Linked DNA regions of Homo sapiens: region 1 is linked to region 2. Evidence: read pairs that join two places in POLR2A ChIA-PET (ENCODE). Cell type or tissue: Panc1. All regions are shown on one strand. Region 1 holds the start of MIR555 (microRNA 555). Region 2 holds the start of MSTO1 (misato mitochondrial distribution and morphology regulator 1).

The links. Peaks named below come from ENCODE experiments on the same cell type or tissue, not always from the same donor. Only the 100,000 strongest peaks of a DNase experiment are listed, where the experiment ranks them.
Region 1: POLR2A ChIA-PET joins it to region 2 with 10 read pairs; 5 of 35 experiments call an interaction of 5 or more read pairs at or near these places.

Annotation. Positions count from the first base shown.
Region 1 is chr1:155,343,093-155,347,092 of GRCh38, reverse strand. ASH1L (ASH1 like histone lysine methyltransferase) reads left to right here. Exons shown (of 28, transcript NM_018489.3): 21 at 624-710; 22 at 2,820-2,910; 23 at 3,351-3,489; 24 at 3,607-3,779. MIR555 (microRNA 555) reads left to right here and starts at 648; the gene lies at 648-743. In Panc1, no CTCF peak of the experiment used is centred here; no DNase peak of the experiment used is centred here.
Region 2 is chr1:155,607,833-155,611,832 of GRCh38, reverse strand. MSTO1 (misato mitochondrial distribution and morphology regulator 1) reads right to left here and starts at 1,615. Exons shown (of 14, transcript NM_018116.4): 1 at 1,501-1,615; 2 at 1,273-1,408; 3 at 725-794; 4 at 542-617; 5 at 230-284; 6 at 6-144. The coding sequence starts at 1,584. It overlaps LOC105371452 (a long non-coding RNA gene), which reads left to right. Exons shown (of 2, transcript XR_922171.2): 2 at 1,941-2,224. RefSeq lists enhancers at 879-1,753, 1,754-2,628. In Panc1, no CTCF peak of the experiment used is centred here; a DNase peak (open chromatin) is centred at 1,772; H3K4me3 peaks cover 2,245 bases; H3K27ac peaks cover 1,170 bases.

The sequences.
Region 1 (4,000 bases), 260 kb after region 2:
CACTGTACACTTCTCACATAATCTGGATCAAGGAAAATGACAGTATTTCATATAGTGCTTTGCCTTTTGAATCATTAGTGATAATACACTCTATTAATTGAATCCTCTGATAGAGTGAAATATGTTAATACATGTAGGGCTCCTGATGAAGAAGTCAAAGCCTGGATTTGAGCCTTAGTGTCCCCACTAATATATGTGAATGCATAACTTTATGTGTAAAGTGGCTGTAAGTAACGCACAGGATTGTTGGGAGGCTAAAGTTAGACAGGAGTAAATAAAACATTTTGTAGCTGTATTCTGAAAGCAGAATAGCTGTAGCATTTACTTAAATTACTTAGTAATAGTTCAGTAGTCTATTTGTTTTCCTATTCTCTGTCCATCTCCCCATTTTATTTGCCCAGATCTATAGATTATGAGTCAATCGGTATACTTTTGCTTAGAACAGTCATTATTTTGTTTTCCTCCTATTTTACCATTTATCTCTAATTTATCATTCACCCAGTTATCCCTTAGTTCCTCTTTTACTTTACCCTGACCTATTGCTAATTTTTTATTCTGGGCTCCCAGGACACTCTCAATAAGTCATAGCCTCCATGTTCCCCAAACTGTATGTTTTTCTACAGGTATGGCAGCACTGTGATTGTATGGGAGTGAACTCAGATGTGGAGCACTACCTTTGTGAGCAGTGTGACCCAAGGCCTGTGGACAGGGTAAGCTGAACCTCTGATAAAACTCTGATCTATAAGTAGGAGAGGTAGCACATGGTATCTCACCTGTCCTGCTCCTGCTTTGCAGAATTTCCTTTAATAGGTTGTTCAGCCTCTCTGGGCCTTGGTTTCTTAAACTTTACATTAAGGGTCATAATTCTGTTCTTCCCTATTTCAGGAGTATGACCAAAGGGAAAATAAAATACTTAGAAATCTGTGGAAGGAATGGCACTATATAAAACTAAGGTTTTTGGCCGGGCACGGTCGCTCATGCCTGTAATCCTAGCACACTGGGAGGCTAAGGCGGATGGATTGCCTGAGCTCAGGAGTTCGAGACCAGCCTGGGCAACACGGTGAAACCCCATCTCTACTAAAATACAAAAAAAATTAGCCGGGCATGGAGGCGTGCACCTGAAGTCTCAGGTACTTGGGTGGCTGAGGCAAGAGAACTGCTAGAACCCGGGAGGCAGATGTTGCAGTAAGCCAAGATCATGCCAGTGCACTCCAGCCTGGGCGACAGAGCAAGACCCCATCTCTTAGAAAAAAAAAAAAAAAAAGGCCGGGTGCAGTGGATCATGAGGTCAGGAGTTTGAGACCAGCCTGGCCAAGATGGTGAAACCCTGTCTCTACTAAAAATTCAAAACTTAGCCAGGCACAGTGGCAGGTGCCTGTAATCCCAGCTACTCAGGAGTCTGAGGCAGGCAAATCACTTGAACCCAGGAGGCAGAGGTTGCAGTGAGCCAAGATCGCATCACTGCATTCTAGCCTGGGCAACAGAGCAAGACACTGTCTCAAAAAAAAAAAAAAAAAAAAAGCTGGGCATGGTGGCTCACACCTATAATCCCAGCACTTTGGGAGGCCGAGGCGGGCAGATCACAAGGTCAAGAGATAAAGACCATCCTCGGCCGGGCGCAGTGGCTCACGGCTGCAATCCCAGCATTTTGAGAGGCTAAGGCGGGTGGATCATGGGGTTAGGAGTTCAAGACCAGCCTGGCCAATATGGTGAAACCCCATCTCTACTAAAAACTGCAAAAAAAATTAGCCGGGTGCAGTGGCAGGCGCCTGTAATCCCATCTACTTGGGAGTCTGAGGCAGGGGAATCACTTGAACCTGGGCGGCAGAGGTTGCAATGAGCCAAGATCACGCCACTGCACTCTAGCCCGGGTGACGGAGTGAGACTCAGTCTCCAAAAAAAAAAAAAAAAAAAAAAAGACCATCCTGGCTAACATGGTGAAACCCCGTCTCTACTAAAAATACAAAAATTAGCTGGGCGTGGTGTTGCGTGCCTGTAGTCCCAGCTACTCGGGAGGCTAAGGCAGGAGAATTCACTTGAATCTGGAGGCGGAAGTTGCAGTGGGTCGAGATCGCACCACTGCACCCCAGCCTGCCAACAGAGCGAGACTCCATTTCAAAAAAAAACAAAACTGAGGTTTTTATAAACACTATCAGATGTCCATGAAAGGAATAGCTTACAAAATCCAGAACTTGGTACCCTTAACGTCATTTATGTTAGACAGTGGTTTAAGTGAAAAGAGCACTGGACTCAGAATCAGCAAAGGTTAGTGTTAGGCTCACTTCATAGGAGAGAGGGTAAGTGGCTTGCCTAAGTCATTAAGTGGGTTCTGTGCTTGGCTCTGCTATCTTTATATGTGTGATTTTGGGCAAGTCATTTTTAAAAAAAGAAGAGATTTAGGCAGTATTTCTTAACAATGTTGCTGTTGTCATGTTTAGGTGAATAGTTCTTGTTGTGAGGGATGCATTTCAGAATGTTTGGCTTCCTTGGACCCTGGGCATTAAATACCAGTAGCATACCCCAATCATTGTAATAATTAGTCTCCCTTCACACATTTTCATATGGCCCCTAGATTACGTAGAGCAACTACACAATTAGTGCTTCATAAAACATAGATTGAGATACTTAGCCTATCAGTTTTGTCCTCTACCTTCACTTTTCCAGGTTTAACAGCTCTAGTTGCTTTCATCTTTTTTGTATATCTGTGGTATATTGAAATGACTAAACAGTAAGTTTTGATTGAGAATTCTAGGTTGAGAAATAAGTAGGCTGAATGTAGTAATTCCAGCCCTTATACATTGGCTTTCTGCTCCTATCAGGAGGTTCCCATGATCCCTCGGCCCCACTATGCCCAACCTGGCTGTGTCTACTTCATCTGTTTGCTCCGAGATGACTTGCTGCTTCGTCAGGGTATGTATACAGGAGCTAATCCTACTTGTCAGAGGTGACCTTTCTGAATAGTAGGAAGTCTCTGCTGTCTCCATCATAGTCATTGTCTCCATACGGCCTCGAATAGCAATAGAATATAAGTTTTTATATCTGTAGTCCTTGTGCTTACATGCATCACCTCTCCACCAAATAATACTAATTTGAAATGATAGACATGTTACAAAGCTAATTTTAAGACTGGGAAAAACATATAGGAAGCTCAAGAAATGGAATGCCTCCCTTATATTATTGTCATAGTCTAGAATTGATTATCATCACTTAACACTGCTGCTTTTAGCTCTCTGTATTTATACTGTTTCAGATTATGAGTTCTATGTAGACCCTGAGTCAGATAAACAGATGCCTAACAGAATTCATACAAGAATTGTTTTATGTTTCTTCTGTGTTCTGGGTCTTCCTAGGTGACTGTGTGTATCTGATGAGGGATAGTCGGCGCACCCCTGATGGCCACCCGGTCCGTCAGTCCTATCGACTGTTATCTCACATTAACCGAGATAAACTTGACATCTTTCGCATTGAGAAGCTTTGGAAGAATGAAAAGTACGTGCTGAGGTCCTGTCCTTTTCTTCCAGCCGTGCTGTACCAGTGGAGCTGAATGTTCACTAGGATCTTGCTAATCAGCTAAACCTCTCCCTTCTCACTTTTCCATTGTTTTAGAGAGGAACGGTTTGCCTTTGGTCACCATTATTTCCGTCCCCACGAAACACACCACTCTCCATCCCGTCGGTTCTATCATAATGAACTATTTCGGGTGCCACTCTATGAGATCATTCCCTTGGAGGCTGTAGTGGGGACCTGCTGTGTGTTGGACCTTTATACGTATTGTAAAGGTAAGTGATCTGGGCTAGTTAAAAAATGACCTCGGCCAAGTGCAGTGGCTCACGCTGATAATCCCAGCGGTGTGGGAGGCCGAGGCAGGCAGATTGCTTAAGCCCAGGAGTGTGAGACCAGCCTGGCCAACGTGGCAAAACTCTGCCTCTGTAGCTGGGCATGGCAGTGTAGGCCTGTAGTCCCAACTACTGGGAGGATTGCTGAGCCTGGGAGGCAGAGG
Region 2 (4,000 bases):
CATACCCATCGTGGTTGTACTTCTGAATCATACAGATGCTCCGGGGATGGAGATGGACTCTGAGGAAGTCTGACCAGACCCTGATGCTGGCCTCTGTAGGGATAAGTGGTTTTGGAGTTGTAGCGGTGGGGAGTGGTGAGGAACCTGAAGACAAGCAGAGGAAATGTACCTTTCTCCATGTTTCTGCTCTACCCAAGCCCCCATCCATCAGTATCTGGAGAAGTCTCACCTTTGCCATTGGGAATGGATTTGACCCTCCAGACACCATCACTACTCAGCACTCCCTGGGAGGGGTCAGAAAAATCGACATTTAGTTCCAGGCAGTTTAGAGGCAAAGGTTGCTTCGTCCTCCTTGAGTTGGCTGGCCACACCGCATAGCCTCCTTTCTGTTCACCGAGTCGCAGTCCTTAGGAAAAGGAGTGCTTTTTCCCAAAATATCATTCTAAGACACTTAAAATGATTAAAATCCCCGTTTACCTGCCCCTATGGAGACCCTCGGGTTGTGGCACCGGGTTAAAAAGTTCAGGACAGAGGCCCTCACCTCTGCACTCAGAAAGTCTTGGAGATAAGGGTTCTTGGGATAGAGTTCCTCTTTGTGTGTGGTGAGCTTCCCCTGCCTGAAAGAGTTTGGAGATTGATCAAAGAAACTGCACTCTGATCAGAGTTATCCAGCGTTCTGCGTACATACACGATCCCCACCCTTATCCATACATCAGTTACACACCATGCTATTGCAGCATCCAACTGTTTGTCCCTGTAGAGTCCACCTTCCTCTTTTAGGGAGCTCAAACTACCTGTACAGAAATAACAGAGACAATGTTAGGTCAAAGCCTGGGCACCCTTCCCCTCTAGCTAACCTTCCTCTGATCACCTGACAACCTGCTGTCACCATCTCTCCAGCACTTGGCTCTTCCAAGCTTTCTGGGATATACACTAGTTGGGGGAAAAACCTTGGCTTAGGAGAATCTAGATTCCATCTTTCGGTTCCCAGCTTAGTCATTAGCTGTGGGACGCGGGGGGAACCACATCCAGGGGTCTGACAGGAGTGCTGCAGTTCAAGTCCTCACTGTCTCCAGGGCCTAGCAGCCTATTCCCGAAATGGCTCTTGAGCAACTGTCGTGGGCCCCTCGAGTGTTGGCATGTTGTGCTCAGCTCCTCATCTCCGGTCCTGGAGCTCGGTAAGGTGGGAGGGTCTTGAAGATAACGGCAGCGCAAGGACTAGGCACGCGGAAGGGAAATAAGGGGCATCGGCTAACTCTGCCACCACCTCACCCTTCAGATCCATGAGGATGAGTCGCGGCGTGTAGGTCTCCTGGCCGTGCAGCGTCCGGCCCGTACGATACAGGACGTCGGGGCACAGCTCTCCCGGGGGCTCCTTGGAATCGGTCGCTCGGCCCAGCGCAGCATCCTGGGGAAGCAGAGAGGACGAGGCAGGCCGGCTGAACGTCGGGACTGTAGATCCCGAAGGGCTCCTCGGGGGCAGCTGCCGGCTGACCTCACCTGCTGGTTCCACCAGTGCGCGCCCACGAAACCGGCAAAATGTCCCAACTGCAGTGTGAGCACCTCCCGGGCCCCGCCCGCCATACTGCGCTGCTCCACGGGGCCGCCGCGCCTCAGCCGCGCCGCTCGCTGCTCCTAGCCGATTGGCTTGGCAGGCGCGTGGGCGGGTGTTATTCTCGGCTACTTATTGGCCCGCAAACACATCCTTTCCCATTGGAGAAACGATGCGCCGATCCCTTCCTACCTCTTCCTAGACGTGGCCCAGTCCGGCTTCTCTGTGGTTGCCTGTGAGGGGCGGGGCTCCACGGGCCACGCCGTTGCTCCTGCTCCACGTTGGAGCGGGGTGGGCGCCGTCTCCGCCGCTGACTTGGGGCCGCCAGGGCGCGGGCCGTGGAAGGCTCTGCTTCCTACTTGTCTTGAGGTCTTATCCCTTCTCACAGATCTCTCCGCTGGCTGATAGCTCCCCGGGCAAAAAGAAAACCTTGCCAGAAAAGCGGAAGCTCCCCTAAAGCCTCCCATGCCCCTTCATCTCTTCAGAAGTCACGTGGACCACGACTAATAACCTGTGGACTGGCTTAGCTATCATATCTCTATCATTTACACGTATTTATCTATCTCTGTGTATCTAACACCTTATGTAAAGAGAGTATGTATCTGTTGGCGTCTTTTGCTCAATATGGTTTATGTAATTCATATTTTTGCAAATATCTATAATTCATTTTCATCACTGCGGAATAGTCCATTGTATGAATACGCCACCACTGATCTATTCTAAAGAAAGAATAGGCTGGGCGCGGTGGTTCACGCCTGTAATCCCAGCACTTTGGGAGGCTGAGGCGGGCAGATCACGAGGTCAAGAGATCGAGACCATCCTGGCTAACACGGTGAAACCCCATCTCTACTAAAAATACAAAAAAAAATTAGCTGGGCGTGGTGGCGGGCGCCTGTAGTCCCAGCTACTCGGGAGGCTGAGGCAGGCGAATGGCGTGAACCCGGGAGGCGGAGCTTGCAGTGAGCCGAGATCACGCCAATGCACTCCATCCTGGGCGACAGAGCGAGACTCTGTCTCAAAAAAAAAAAAAAAAAAAATATATATATATATATATATATATATACTGCTGATAATAGCTTTTGGGATTGTTTCCAATTTTTGGGCTATTAGGTGCTATGATTAACATTCTTGTGTGTATTTAGAAACAAGGCAAGGGCCGGGTGCGGTAGTTTACGCCTGTAATCCCAACACTTTGGGAGGCCGAGGCAGGAGGATCAACTGAGGTCAGGAGGTTGAGACCAGCCTGGCTAACATGATGAAACCCCGGTCTCTACTAAAAATACAAAACATGTAGCCGGGCGTGGTGGCGGGCCCTTGTACTCCCAGCTGCTCAGGAGGCTGAGTCAGGGAATCATTTGAACCTGGGAGGTGGAAGTTGCAGTGAGCCGATATCACGCCACTGCACTCCAGCCTGGGAAACAAGAGCAAAACTCCTCTCTAAAAAATAAAAAATAAAAAAATAAAAATAAAAATAAAAAAGGCCGGGCGCCGCGGTTCAAGCCTGTAATCCCAGCACTTTGGGAGGCCGAGGCGGGTGGATCACGAGGTCAGGAGATCGAGACCATCCTGGCTAACACGGTGAAACCCCGTCTCTACTAAAAATACTAACAATTAGCCGGGCGTGGTGACGGGCGCGACCTGTAGTCCCAGCTACTTGGGAGGCGGAGGCAGGACAATGGCGTGAACCCGGGAGGCGGAGCTTGCGGTGAGCCGAGATCGCGCCACTGCACTCCACCTTGGGCAACAGAGCCAGACTCCATCTCAAAAAAAAAAAAAAAAAAAAAGAGATAAGGCAAATATTGGTTGGGCGCAGAGGCTCACGCCTGTATTCCCACGTTTTGGTGAGGCTGAGGCAGGAAGATCGCTTGAGTCCAGAAATTCGAGAATGTGAGGGTAGACTGGACAATGTAGTGAGACTCCCCCTCCCCCTATCCTCTCTATAAAAGAATTTTTCAAAAAATTAGCTAGGCAGCCCACATCTGTAGTCCTAACCAGAGGCTAGGGTGAGAGGATCGCTTCAGCGCAGGAATTAGAGGCTGCGGTGAACCATGATTGGAGCACTGCACTGCAGCCAGAGACAGAGGGAGACCCTGTCTCAAAATTTTAAAAAGTGACAAAATGTTAATTGAATCTAGGTGAAGATTATAGGTGTTCTTTTGCAGTACTCTCTGAGCATTCTTGTAGGTTTGAAATTTTTTCAAGAAATAAAGGTTAGATGCTCTTATCTCTTCTGAGCTCTTTGTATTTTCACATGTATTATATTTAGTTTTGTTTATTTATTTTGAGACTGTCTCACTCTCTTTGCCCTGGCTGGAGTGCAGTGGTGCAATCTCCCGGCTCACTGAAGCTTCAACCTCTTGGGCTGAAGCGATCCTCCCACCTCAGCCTCCCAAGTAGCTGCAATTACAGGCATAGGCCACTGCACCCGGCTAATTTTTGTATTTTTTG